3 separate regions of the Homo sapiens genome follow, and regions 2 and 3 are each linked to region 1. A link is a contact called in ENCODE Hi-C or POLR2A ChIA-PET data. All regions are on one chromosome and are shown on one strand. The core of a region is the stretch at or near the end of the contact, and the rest is flanking DNA. Distances in the headings are between cores, read along the strand shown. Region 1 has its middle 140 kb from the start of ARID1B. Region 2 overlaps ARID1B (AT-rich interaction domain 1B). Region 3 overlaps ARID1B (AT-rich interaction domain 1B).

The links. A loop is a pair of places that touch in the nucleus more often than their neighbours do. ChIA-PET counts read pairs that join two places held with the same protein, here RNA polymerase II (POLR2A). Pooled maps may share reads with other maps.
Region 2: a loop to region 1 is called in a map with no recorded cell type, with 2.6 times the contacts of the local background. The contact joins two enhancer-like sites. A Hi-C loop is called at or near these places in 1 of 37 single-sample maps with no recorded cell type and 2 of 50 pooled maps. POLR2A ChIA-PET finds 5 or more read pairs at or near these places in 2 of 52 experiments (OCI-LY7 and PC-9).
Region 3: a pooled map shows a loop between it and region 1 (3-fold over the local background). The contact joins two enhancer-like sites. A Hi-C loop is called at or near these places in 4 of 37 single-sample maps with no recorded cell type and 5 of 50 pooled maps. POLR2A ChIA-PET finds 5 or more read pairs at or near these places in 1 of 52 experiments (T-cell).

What each region holds. Positions count from the first base shown.
Region 1 is chr6:156,633,901-156,638,839 of GRCh38, reverse strand. No RefSeq gene overlaps it. Among named protein-coding and RNA genes, the nearest start is that of ARID1B, 140 kb to the left of the region's middle. Within about 2 kb of position 2,144, at least 3 of the 41 ENCODE cell types and tissues checked have a DNase peak (open chromatin) inside an H3K27ac peak, as active enhancers do; they include OCI-LY7, where a contact is called at or near this core.
Region 2 is chr6:156,806,091-156,810,639 of GRCh38, reverse strand. The region is part of intron 1 of ARID1B (AT-rich interaction domain 1B); the gene reads right to left. Among named protein-coding and RNA genes, the nearest start is that of MIR4466, 29 kb to the right of the region's middle. RefSeq lists a silencer at 1,159-1,359. Within about 2 kb of position 1,444, at least 9 of the 41 ENCODE cell types and tissues checked have a DNase peak (open chromatin) inside an H3K27ac peak, as active enhancers do; they include OCI-LY7, where a contact is called at or near this core.
Region 3 is chr6:156,850,477-156,854,997 of GRCh38, reverse strand. All of the region lies in intron 2 of ARID1B (AT-rich interaction domain 1B), which reads right to left. Among named protein-coding and RNA genes, the nearest start is that of MIR4466, 73 kb to the right of the region's middle. RefSeq lists enhancers at 1,222-1,917, 1,918-2,615. Within about 2 kb of position 2,662, at least 3 of the 41 ENCODE cell types and tissues checked have a DNase peak (open chromatin) inside an H3K27ac peak, as active enhancers do.

The DNA.
Region 1 (4,939 bases), core at 895-3,394:
AAAATTTTTAAGTGTATAGTAATGTTCAGTAGCATTAAGTATATTCATGGTATTATGCAATCAATTTGCAAAACTTTTTCATCTTAGAAAATGGAAACTTTATACCCTTTAAACAGTGACTCCCTGTTTTCCCCTCTCCCCAGCCCCTAGCCACCACCATTCTGCCTTCTGTCTCTATGAGCTTTAACTACTCCAGTTACCTCATATAAGTGGAATCACACAGTATTTGTCGTTTTGTACCTGGCCTATTTCAGTTAGCATAATGTCCTCAAAGTTCATCCATGTGACAGCATGTGACAGAATCTTCCTCCTTTTTGAGGCTGAATAATATTTCTTGTATGTATATACCACATTTTATTGATCAGTTCACCCACTGATGGACACCTGAGTACTTGTGTCTACCACCTTTTGGCTATTGTGAATAATGCTGCTATGAACATCGGTGTTCAAACATTTATTTGAGACCCTGCTTTCAATTGTTTTGGATATGTTTACAGAAGTGGGATTGCTGGATCAGTGCCTGTCTTAATTTCTTGGTTGGGGTTCTCTCCTCATGTAGGTAATACAGATGTGAACACCACACATGTGTGTAGCAGGCACTGGCTTCAGCTTCCTATGGGTGAGGCTTCCTACCCCTTGCACTATGGCAAGCTCCCTTGCTGATTCTCTAAACCAAGGCACCGACTTTCTAAGCTCAGTGTCACCACCTAGGCACAGCTTCATGGCTTCCAGTTTAAACAGGAGTTTCGTTTCAGCTTTTCTGTCTTGTACAGGCCCAAGGCCTCATCTCCTTTTGCTGTACAGGCGTTAAAACTTGAGTCCCACGCCTGTTAGGCCTGTATCTGTTTACAACGCCCCTGTCATCTGTTTGGCTTCAGCTTGCACTCACCTCTTTTTCTTTGAGTTGTTCTTTTTTCCTGACATCAGGGAATTTTCTTTCCTTGCTTTTGAGTATGCATTAAAAAATAGTTTATTCAGCATTTTCAGTGTTTGGGGTGTGTGTGTGTGTGTGTGTGTGTGTGTGTGTGTGTATGTGTACGTACTTTCAGTTCTGTTTGAGCTGTGGTGCCAATAGATATTTATTTGTTCATTCAAGATTTTCTGACCGTTTATAGCCTACACAATGATAAGCCTAAGATGACTAAATAGTAATCTTCTGAACTCTTGTAACTCGGGAAGATGTTAAATCATAATACACTAACAGGCAAGATATAGATGTTGCTGTGCAATTGTGGCAGTGGAATCCATTTTTAGCTTGAATCCCAAACAGAAAGGTTGTCTTCCTACTAAAGCTGCACAATGAGCCCCTCCTCAAGCCGTGCCCTTGTGAAACCAGGTTCAGAGTACAGAGACCCGCGGGACCAGAGCTCTGAGCAATGAGGTTGCAGACAAGACCTGGAGCCACACACACCAGAAGAAAGGGGAGTCTTCCTGTGTCAATCAGCAAGAACAGGCAGGCATTTTTGCAACACGCATTATAAAATAGCCTACGTTGCAGAGACGTGGCCTTGTTAATTACTATTTAATATACATGTAACAAGCATATCAGCAAAGATCAATAATTTTCTGCAGATAAGAAAAAGGCCAGTGAGACTTTCGCTGGTGTTATTTTTGTCTGCGTCTATTGGTTTCAGTGTTGCCAGCTTCTTCCTTTCCAAATCCAGGCTATATGAGACAGAAAGAAAACCCAGAGAACTCAACACTCTCATTGTTTGAGTCCCAAGTCCCCCATTCAGTCTACCTCCTTCCATCCACCTTTCAAAGTCTTCTTATGTTTGATTTATATACATATATAATGTCTAGGGTTTTTAGTTGCAATTAGTGGGAGAAATAGGAGAAGTACACCCTATCTTCTTGGTGGATGATTTTTTTAAAAAAAATAAACTTGTGTTATTTTACTGCAATCATTACATTACTATATGCTTATTAACATCTTTATAATATAGAAATGATGAAATTGAGAGTAACAATTGGGCTGGGTAAGATTGTGAAGTAGGTGAAAGAAACAAACACAGTTCAGGCAAGAATATGGGATTAGCAAAGCTGCTTTTTATTTCACTATAACTTTAGACACTTTGTGTTCACATTTTTTTTCTGCAACAAAAATTTTCTTTTCTTTTCTTTTTTTTTGAGACAGAGCCTTACTCTATCACCCAGTCCGGAGTACAGTGGCGTGATCTTGACTCACTGCAACCTCTGCCTCCTGGGTTCAAGTGATTCTCATGCCTCAGCCTCCTGAGTAGCTAGAATTACAGGCACCTGCCACCACGCCCGGCTAATTTTTGTATTTTTAGTAGAGAGGTGGTTTCGCCATGTTGGCCAGGCTGATCTCAAACTCCTGGCCTCAAGTGATCCACCCGCCTTGGCCTCCCAAAGTGCTGGGATTACAGGCAAAAATTTTCAGTTTTATAAAGAAAGATGAATAGAGATGAACTTTCTTTTAAGAAAACCTGTTAAGTGTGAACCCGGGCGGTGGAGCTCGCAGTGAGCCGAGATTACGTCACTGCACTCTAGCCTGGGCGACAGAGCGAGACTCCGTTTCAAAAAAAAAAACAAACGACAAAAAAAAGAAAACCTGTTACGTGTAGATTTGAATTTACAAAGTGGATAGATAAGGATGTGATTCTGAGTTTTACTCCGAGTCACCCCAAATTTTTCAGGAACTCAAGTGTTATATAAAGTTAACTCAGAACAATTTTACTTGATTATCACTCTGGGATTCTTGGCATGAGTAGAATTCACGTCAATAAGTACAGTAAAGCCCTGTTTTGAAAGTGCTTTGCTATCACAGATTATATTACAGTAGGGTCAAATCATTTTCCACGTATAATCCCTGATATATGACTTGAGTAAAACAACGCATGAGGCAAATATTGTTCTTGCATTCTGATACCAGTGTCACAATAGGGTTCTACTGAATTATTAGTAAAAACATGTTCAGTGAGATTTCTTGCCCTGGATGTAAACTTCAGCCAGGCACTGATGCTTTTCCCATTAGCATCATTATGCTGAACGTTACTGTAATGGTATTCTACTGTCACACAACACTGGGGTCTAAATGAGTTTTTCCTAAAACAGGCCTATTCACAAGGTGAGCCTGGCCATCTCACACCATTTCTTTCATGCCTCTGTTTTGGCAGACATTTCCCCATCTTCATTCATCTTCCTGCAAGAAACAACTCCAATTCACACCATGAATTGTAATGTTAACTATACTGTACAGTGGTTTATTTAAAAGCCAGAATCTATGTTGTTTGATAGCCAAACTTACAGTGGGGGAAGGGCAGACAACCCAGTCATCAAAGGATAAAAATCTATACTAATCTTAAAAGCAAAACACAGTGTAGTATTTCTTGTCTATTTTTCTACAAAAGAAGGCCATTGTATTTCTGTTCCTGGCCATGTCAGCAGTGATGGTCCACCCCACAACGGCCCCCACCAGTTTTTTTCAAGCATTGATTGTTGACTTCCCCTGACACCCCATCACAACCCATTAGTACTGAAAACTGACAAGCCCAGCTGCAGCAGCAAAATGGCAAGTTTGAAAGAAAATATCGAAAGCACAGGCAAAGCCCAGCTCTTAGGGACCCGCACGAGACCCAAATGCAGTGACTCCTCCCCGCCCCCACGACACCTTCGCGGAGGTCAGCAGAATCAGCAGATTTTCTTTAACCCACACTCCAAGGTCTTGAGGAAATTATAAGGAGTATTGCTTTATTTTTACTTTCATTTTCAAAGGAACTGAGTTGAGGAATATGAAAACAGAGTTGGCTAAAGTGCTTTTGCTGAGAAAGCTAATATACATTATGTCTCTTTTCAGACTCAAGCGTTTCAGGCGTTAGTGGCTCAGCAGTCCTGGGCTTCTGAAGGCCACACTTTAAACCCTGGCAGCTTCTTAAGTTATGAGTCTTTTTCTTCTTTTTATTCAGCAGAGTTTTATGGTGCCTGTGTTCCGAGAGTTACAGTAATAGCAATCGCGAACATTCCTTGTGATTGTACAGTTGATTGCCCAGGGGAAAAAGGTGACAACTCTAGATTTCCAATAGACCTTGTATTTGCAGAGCTATGAGTTCAAGCAAGGCCAGACAACTTGTTGAAATCTTAAGAGCCAAGACACAAGGTGAATCTAACTTTAGCTAAAGAGCTGGATGTAAGTTTTGTGCAGTCAAAGCCCTGGAGATGGGGTAACTAAAAAAATGGTGACCATCATCCATTTAGGTAAAAAATCTAACTGCAAATGGTCATTGAATCAAGAACAGATAAGAATAAAGAGCCAAATGAAAAACCAGCATTAAGCAGGAGTTCCTGTGTTTTTACCCCTTGTGAGCAGAGAGGATGCAGTGCGCAAGCGTGGGCTAATGGCAGTGATGGTCTGCCTCATGGCAATGATGGTCTGCCTCCGGAATGGGCACTTGGAAGCCATTGTTTAGCACCGTTCTTGCCTGGGGATGGTAAGATGGCCTTAGGGGGAAATAAGAATGGGTCTCCTCAGTGAGTTTTATGGCCACCTCTACCATCAAGCCTATGTGTGCTTGGGCGTTACCCACTTCCTCCTTCCCCTCTGATTGTGTTTGGTGTCTTACCAAGCTGCTGATATGTTTCCTGCCTGCCCACATCCTCTAGGAGAGGTCTGGGAAGTCTGGAGTATGGGCTGCCTCTGAAGTCCTGTAGCTTAGACAGACTTGCTTGCCTGCTGCTCAGACAGCTGGTGAGCCCATAAACTCTCCCTGGTTTCCCACCAGCCCTCCGTGTTCTCTCCCTTTGGTAAAGATGGCTGCTCTGGCAGAGGAGGGGCCCACAGAGAAATCCCAGTGCTCCTAGGCTTCAGGGCCTTCCCCTGGACCTTGCTCCATCTGCCAGGGTACAGGCTGGGCCCCAGTCGGAGAGAGCTCCTCAGTGACAACCATGCAACCTGCAGACATGCAGATACACATTATAG
Region 2 (4,549 bases), core at 195-2,694, 170 kb before region 1:
ACCACCAGGCAAAATGAAAATGATCAAGAGATCAGAGACCCCTGAGGAAACCTGTGTTCTAAAATTTAGAAGGTTTGGTTGCCATTGTCTGTTTATGTGTCTTCTGGACACCAGAGGCTGTGAAATAGCAAGAGAGTTTACAAACCAAAGGAGAACACCCCTCTCGCTTTACAAGGAAGACAGAATGAGAGCAGGAATCCAACGCAGCTCCAGGAGCTGAGGCAAGTTCCTCAACCTCCCAGGCCTCAATCCCCTCATCTATAAAGCAGGCAGGCTGGCAGGTGGATCTTTGGTAAATGGCAGCTGTTACCATTTACACTTTTATAACCAGAACCTACCACAACGTATATCTGTAGATGGAATCAGTATGACAAAATATTCTTGAGAGGTCACCCTAAATTCTAACTCAAAAAATTGCAGAAATGCTAGCAATAATACCAATATAGGACAATGTGTACAAAATAGTGAACTGAAAATAAGTAGTTTAAACTGTGACTATTTAATAGTACATGTGTATAAGCTGACAAGGAACAGAAATGATTTTCAATAGTTATTTTTCCCCTTCCTATATTTCACATGTAAAGCAGCAGAGGTCACACATGGGGCCTGCTGCACCTGACAGTCTTCACCTCCCTCCTGAATCTGATTCCTCAGCCACATGCTGTGCTGATTTCCCAGATGATTGCTTAAATCCTCAAGTTCAGAGCTGCATCTTTTTGTCCTCTGCATGCCACCTGACCACATGACAAACTGTGCCCACCTCCACAGAGCTGACTTTACCTAGCCTACCATGCTAAGCCCATGTCAGAACCAAGGCCCGCTCCACTTTCTGGTGGCCCTCAGCCACCAGACTTGAGAAGGCTACTTTTGAATCATTTTTGAACGAACCAAGGGAAAGGGAGTCCTTTTTTTTTTTTTTTTTTTTTCTTTGAAAAAGGCAAATCTTCACATGCTCTTGACAATGGTGGTGGTACAGGAGCCTCAGGTCTGCCCACTTATCTCAAACCTACATCTAACCCAGTAATTCTATGTAATGCAATTGATTCAGCAGTACCATTTTACAATTCTGACTGGGTTTCTCTAAAATCCTGTTTATTAAGTTGCTTCCTTTAAGCATGCATAATTACTAAGTTGCTTCCAACTAAATCAGATATCATATGGAAAGATTACACTGCAACAGTGGAAGAGCACTCCAGGGATTATGTTTCATCAAGATCTCAAAATTCAAATAGGCGAGAATTTTACAACTGTAAAATGTCTTCTTAAAAAGAAAGCTTAATTTATACACAGGATGCTGGATCCGTAAAATGTCAATATCCCATTATAACATCCTGTGTACAAAATGACCACATCTCTCACATAGCACATGAAGCTAAGGCCAGCAGACTCAATGTGGCTCTCACGTGCTAACTTCCTCTTAATCAGGAGGTCAGTCATGGTAAGACACTGCTCAGCAGTGCACAGAGCTGAAACAGACTGAGCCTTTATGTGCCTGCTTGAAAGTACAGAGTAAGTAACGTAAAGTAGGCCAAAAAAAAGACACCTGATACTTTATAAAATTAGGTTATTGATGTTTTACTTTTAAAAGATTAATAGCAAATCAACAAATCAAATTACTAAAATGAATAAAAACCTCCAAAAAGAAACTTCAGTGATTTGCTAAGCCATGTGACTTTGATTAACTTTAATTAGAGTCACACAGATAAAACAAACTCGTGTGTACAAATCTTAAGACATTTCTCCCAAAGCACAATGAAATACAAATCCTTAACACTGTTTTTAATCAAGGATTTTAGTGCCTCTAAAAACATTCGTTAAAAGAAGTTTCTCTCCTTTCATCAAGTAAAAATAAGAGCATTGATATTTTAAAACCAAATGAACAAATAAAGAATGTGCACAACTAATGAATAAATCCTTATTAAACAATACAGATAATGTTTTTATTTTCAATTTTCATAGTGGCATGTAGATTAGAAAAAGACTTCTTTATAGAGAGTTAGTACACTTATATATATTCAATTTTAGCTGAGACTGAAAACAAAACAGGTAAAAAAGAGAATGAAAGAAAAAAGTATGATTGCAAGGAAATCTGTGGTATGAGGACTGTAAGAGAATTACAAGCATTGACTTTAGTAACAGGGCTGCTCTGGTTCACGGTCAATGTAGGCTGGAGCCCACACTCACAAGAGCACCACGTGATAGGCTGCCAAGAACACAATGAAGGCTCCCTTTTTTCAAGAGAGATTATTTACAAAGTCATAGCCTACATTTGACTAGAATACCTATTGAGTACCATACCAAAAAAAGAATGAGAACTCTGAAGTATTTTAAGATCTACATTATACCACTACATGTTCTCCTTTCTGTTTTCCCTGTTCTTATTTCTAAAGCTAACAAGACAGAATGCAAATAACTTCGGGAAAAATAAAATAAAATCCAGCTGATGTCTTCCAAATAGGAAACGCTCTCATCTCTCAATTACTTTTGAAATTTCAATTACTAAATCCAATTACTTTGAAATATCTACCTCTGCTTCTGCTTTGGGATACAATAGGGTTAAAGCCTCAACAGTAACACGGCTTAACAATGAAGAGGTTGTATTTTTATAGCACACTCATGGTAAGATGTTATGGACAGCGCTCAATGACACGGGAGTCTAGGACTGCATCTGAGGCTGTCAGAAAAGGAAGTCACGCAGGACTCAGACCCAAAGACCCTATCCTGATCCTTCCGGGCAAATCCTGCCAACTGCCTCAAAAGAGGGTGACATTCTAAAATGATTCCACAGTCCACAGCAAAAAAAATGATATTGTGTTTTTTCACTGTTCAGTGACTGCTTAGACAACTGAGAACCTCTCTTGCTCACACAACAAATTACCCAAAGCAAAAAGTCGAACCACTGTGGTGTGATCCAAGGAACTTTCTGTAAGGAAAAGGTCAGAGAACACGTACAATATCATCTTATATACAGATGTTTATATTTATATAATTGTCTATGTTCACATGCAGTATTTTAAAATCAACTAAAAGACACATTTAACTTAAGAGCATATACTTCTGGGAAGGGGAAGCAGTAAATGAGAGTTTAAATATTCAACATACACGTTTTTGCCAGCGTTTGAATCTTTTAATAATCAAACTATACTAATGCACTACATGTCTGTAACTCTCTTTTTCAAAAAAAAAAAAACCTTAAGAAAAAACCTCAAAACTCTAGTGGGGGGAAATTAAAGAACTGACAGAGCTCCTAGAACATGAAGAAACTCAACTAGATGGCGGGCAGTAAAAACCAAAACACAACAGAGAACCCTGAGCTTGGTTTCTGACATGCAAGCTTCTTGCTTAAGGCGTTTCCGACACCACGTGATCCGCTGGCTCCCTTCACCCTGGGCTCTTCCACTCCATAGATCTGAACTTTCTCCCAGCTTCCTGTTAGCTGAGATGCTAGAGAATAAAGAGTTGTGCAAACAAAGATGCTTCACTGGGTGGGGCGTGGGGGGGTGCACAATACTTGGACGGAACTGGAAATGGAAAAACGCACGCTGTCCAGGGGTTGGCAAGCTGCGGTCCTCCAGACAAATCTGGTCCACCGCTTGGTTTTTGTAGGACCCATAAGCTAAGAATATGTTTTACATTTTTAAATGGTTGGGGGAAAGAAATCAAAAGAATATTTTAAGACATGTAAAATTACATGAAATTCAATTTCAGCATCCATAGCTTTTCTGGCACGCAGCCTCCTCCCACGTTCATTTACGGATTGTCTATGGACACTTCAGCACTGCCTCAGCGGAGCTGAGTAGTTGAAACAAACATCATCTGGCCCAGAAAACCTGAATTATTTACTATGTGGCCCTTCGTAGGAAAAGTTTGCTGACCCCCTGATCCAAACGTGTCTCTAAGCTAAAGAATCACTGTAACACACCACAGCAACAGTGTGAGGTGCAAAAGCTCAGATTTGGGTCACAAAACCTGGTTTGAAATAAAGTCGTGTCCTTAGCCAAGTCACTGTGCTTCTGCTTCAGCACACACGAAACAGGGATATTAACCAAACCTCGCAAGATTACTGTGAGGACTAGATAAGAAAAGCACTTTGGAAATTATTAAATCATCTGTAAAGTAGTATTATTAAGCAAAACCAAACAATCCCCATTTAAACTCTGGTTGAAAATATGATACAGTAAAGTCTGTGAAATGTATTTTTGTGAAATGTGTTTTTAGAAGAAAGGACACGTAGAGAGCAGGAACACCTCCAAACCAGCTCTAAGGAGGTTCTGAAAGCCAGAGGTAGAACCTGTTCTTCAACTCAGTGGCACGGTAAGGCATGGGGTCCCAACTTGAGAAACTAAAAGAACCTTCCAAAGACCATAAGCCTTTGCTTTTTTTATTTAAAAACCTTTAAAAGTTTGTTGAATGTGCTGAACGTGAGTTTATCACTTATTGAGGACCTGGGCAACGCACCCTTCCAGCAATTCACTTAATCCCCATTTTATGGACAAGAAAACAGAACCTCAACAAGGTTTATGGTTATGATTTTGGGACCCACCATTAA
Region 3 (4,521 bases), core at 1,413-3,912, 220 kb before region 1:
AAAAGCCTTATCAAACAGCCCAAGTGGACAAAAACTGCCTAGTAATTGACTGGAAGTAAACAGGCCAGAACAATCAACAGAGGCCCATGTTACAACTTAACACATTTTGTTCATTTATTCTTATGATCATATTTTTGTTTTAATTATTTATGGTAATTACAGCAGTTAATGTGCTGTAACATTTTTGCAAAAGAAATGAACTCTCAATAAAACCTTCCTAAATCTTTCACTGTTTCATCTGTGCCCTATATATTCAAACACAACAAGCAAATAGCACAGTGTTAGCTGGTATCTAGAGGTGGACACAATTCCGCGTGGCAGGATGGCCGGGATGGGTGCGGGGGCACACCGCGACGGTTTACAGCAGCAGGCTGTAAGCACTGTGGAACAGGCCACACTTCCTCAGTCCTGAGACAATTTTGTCAATTTTGAAAGCTGACCCAACATGTTCCCTGGGTCTAGAGAGGCTATTTAATAAGCTTAACATCCCAGAGCCTGGAGGAACCAAGCAGACACCTGAATCTTCCGTGCTCTGCTCCAGGACAAGCCCCTACCCCTGCTTCACAGCCCCAAAGGGCTTCCTGAACTGCCTCAGGTTATGGGTCATAAGAAACCTTAATTTTCTGAATTCCACAGAAAGTCCCCAAGTACAAGTCAATAATCACTCAAAACCAAGGAAAACAGCCTTTCAAGCTCATTCCAGCTCACCCTGGCAATTCCGTTCGTTCCTTAGTGCCCCCTGCCAGAAAAACAGAAAGAGGAGGGGGTAGGAACAGGTACTAGTAGCTAGCTTTGGTTGATAAAAGGAAATTGTTAATGTCACAATTCACAACTCCCTGAAGAACGACATGTTTTATGAAAACATTCATAACGTTCTCACCAAAAAAAGTTTGTTTTTTAGTGAGTGAAAACATTAAATTATTTACAAGTATCACCTCATTTAACCTCACAAAAATTTATGGAGGGCTGGGCACAGTGTGGCTCATACCTGTAATCCCAGCACTGTGAGAAGCCAAAGTGGGGGATCACTGGAGCCCAGGAGTTCGAGACCAGACTGGGCAACATAGTGAGACCCCATCTCCACAAAAAATGAAATTAGCCAGCATGGTGGTACATGCCTGTGGTCCCAGCTCCTCAGGAGGCTGAGGTGGGAGGATCACTTGAACACAGGAGTCCTAGGCTGCAGTGAGCCGTGGTCGTGCCACTGTACTCCAGTCCGGGCAACAGAACAAGGCCTTATCTTAAAACAAAACTAAAAACAAAACGTATGGAGGCAGGTAATACTATGAGACCCATCTGACAGATGCAGAAGCCATCTCTTCGAGGTTAGGGCTGAGCCTCAGAGCTCAAAGACAAATAGGAAAGAGTACTGTGCCATAAAGGTGAGACCACAGAGAACAAGAGAAGCTGTGCTGGCAGATGGAGGAATCAGAGTCAGACATTTCTACACCTTGCCCCCTCTTCCACCACAAAAAGCACACGTGGGAGGAGAAAAAAGCACCTGTCCTGCAGCCTCCAGCTACTGCTCCTACAGGGTGACCCAGGTTAAGCCACTGCCTCCCTGGAAAGGAAGCTTGGGCCTCAAACTGACCACCCTAGAGGACTGGGTCTACCATTAGGATCCATTTTCATGCCCGCGGTGGGAAAATACTCATCCTCAGGACAACTCTAGGGCTCTGAATAAAAACACACAATAAGATTGTTTTAAAGAATATATCCAAATATTTCAAATTCATTTTTACATAGACTTTCATCTAGTCTCACAACACATTTCAATACAGGCATACTTAAGTACTATAATCCCAATGTGTTAAGTAAGATTTAAAGCACAGAGTTAAACCTAGAATTCTTAAGTCCTAATTCCTAATCCAGTCCTTAAGCACTGTAAGATTTTAAAGTACCACCCTATACCATGGTCTTAGTAATTCCACCAGTCAAACCGATCACTGTATGTGCAAATGATGCATGTAGCACATTCCTTAAGGAAGCACAAAGCTTCCAGCCATTATCCCTATCAGCATTATAACAGGCTACTCCACTTCACAGCAAGCTCACCAAGACATGAGGGAAGCTTTGGGTTTTCAAACCTGTTTGTTTAGTAAACCTTTTGCTCTCCCAATTAAGTGAAGGAGGAAGAAATATTAAGTTATAAAACAAAACTAAACATGAAACGAGAGGCTCCTACTTTCAGAGTAAGTAAGATAGCTGTAGCTGGGGTCGCTAATATCTGAAAGGTCTAAAATAGCATAGAGTTCACAGGCACGGGAAAATATAATACAAGTCATTAGCTATTAATAGAGCCAGAGAGCCCACTGTTGTAATTAAATCATAGTTTAATCCTCTGTATAATCCTCTGAGTTAGTCTTGACATGCTTCCTTGTGGTTAGTTTTGGAAAAACATCTGCTAATGGTAAAATTGGGGGCTCAGAGGGGGAAAAATTACATCCTTCTGGTTGGAATAGTCATATGAGTAAGTCAATGAAAACACTGAATTAATGAAGGTCCAAATCACTGGCTCTTAATTTTTTTTTTTTTTTAAGAGACAGGGAAACAGAGTCTTCTTGCTCTGTTGCCCAGGCTGGAGTGCAGTTGCCTCATCACAGCTCACTGTAACCTCAAACTCCTGAGCTCAAAGGGTCCTCCCACTTCAACCGCTCAAGCTTGAGACTACAGGTGCACATCACCACGCCCTGCTAATTTTAAAAATTTTTTCTGTACAGGGAGGTTTCGTTATGCTGCCCAGGCTGGTCTCAAACTTCTGGCCTCAGGCAATCCTCCCACCTCGGCCTCCCAGTGTGCTAGGATTACAGGTGTGAGCCACTGCGCCCGGCCTCAAATTTTTTTTTTTAAGTCAAAAGAGACTTAAACACAGAAACAAACTAAATTTGTGAAGGCTATTACAATTGAACAAAATATTCTGATTCGAAGTCCCTATATGCTCTTGCGAGAGGTAAAGAATAGAAATATAACTTTACCCAGTTAGGAAGGAAATATGTAAGTAACAAGTATTTGTACTGAAAGCATCCCTTTTCTAGACCAGCCTTGCGCTGAGATAACAATATCTCCATAATACCTTTAAAGAATGAGAGGCTGATTCAAGCCACAGTCCACAGGGATCAATTTACTGCCAGTCAATTTGCTAAAGACCATTTAGCTAGCTATATTCAAGCCTAGAATCTTTTAAAAAGCCAAATCAGCTCTGAGTATGTGCTGGGCTTTTTCATTATGTTAGTCTTCTACGTGAAGCACTCGACCAATAAATATTCAAATAAATTAACTGTGCCAGTAAAAAGTTTACTGTACTTAGTCATTTGAATGCAGAAATAGTAATTTTAACAATCTGTGCACAATTCCATGTTACGTTGGGCAGGCCCAGTTCAAACCCACTCCTGACACCCTACAGCTATAAATTATTTCTGGAGCTTGAAAGTGAAAGACAGGCCAGGTCTGAAATAGCACAACAGTTGGACAGTTCCAGCTTCAAGAAGACAAACCCTGTAATAACCTAGATCCAGAGGCTTCAGAAGGAGTCTAACTCACTGTCCAAAAGTGGGGGGAAATCCCTTCCAGAAAACATTCTTCTTTTTAAAAACGTACTCTTCATTGTTATTTCCTAAATATACAATTAAACATTGGAGTGTCAAAAGCAAAGCAGAAAATAGAGAATGCTAAATAAATAACCCGGAACAAGTTGAACCCTTCACGACTGAATGGTCTTGGAGAACAAATAGGGTATCTTCCTCCTCGAAGTCTTAAGATCTGGGTCCCCTTTCTAGAAGCAGCCCCTAGTGCTTGCAGGGGGGCTCTGGCACACACAGAGAGAGGCCAAGGTAACTGAGTCTTTCCCTAGTTAAGTCTCCTCCTTGGGGACATTTTCTTCATGTAAATTAGCAGTGTTCAAAGAGCCAGACCTGGCTCATTCCCCCACGGTAATAAATAATATAACCACACAGAACATTCAAAAACACTGCCCAATGCTGTTAATAAATACGGGACAAATACGCAAGGTTCAAAGATTAATGAAGCACCTCGTTCCCTTCATACAACCACTTGTTATCTGTGAGTGGAAAGATGATGGGGGAATTTTTGTGACTTTCATATTCCTTTACATTATCTGGACACTTTACAGTAAATACTTATCATTTCTCCTGTCAAGGGGAAAATATTTAAGCCATTTTCCTTTTTAATTTTCTCACTCAATGTGGTTTCAAAGAACGGATAGCAAGTTTAACTGCTTCAACCAGGTTAGTGGTCTTCAAAAGGTAACCTTAGTAAAATTTAAATAGACAATTCTTTCTTCCCAGAAGAAATTCTGAAAGAATATTAGTCTAACATATTTTCAGAAAGAAAAAAATGCTTAAACTGCCTATACATTAAATGCTTGTTTGAGAAATTACACTAATTACAACGAAGAGCCACTCTGTGATCATTAAAAATTACTATGCGTTCAGTGCAAGGGGTGATTCCAGTGTTTCCACTTCCCCATTCTACTTTCTATTACTTTTCATCCTTTTAGGCACT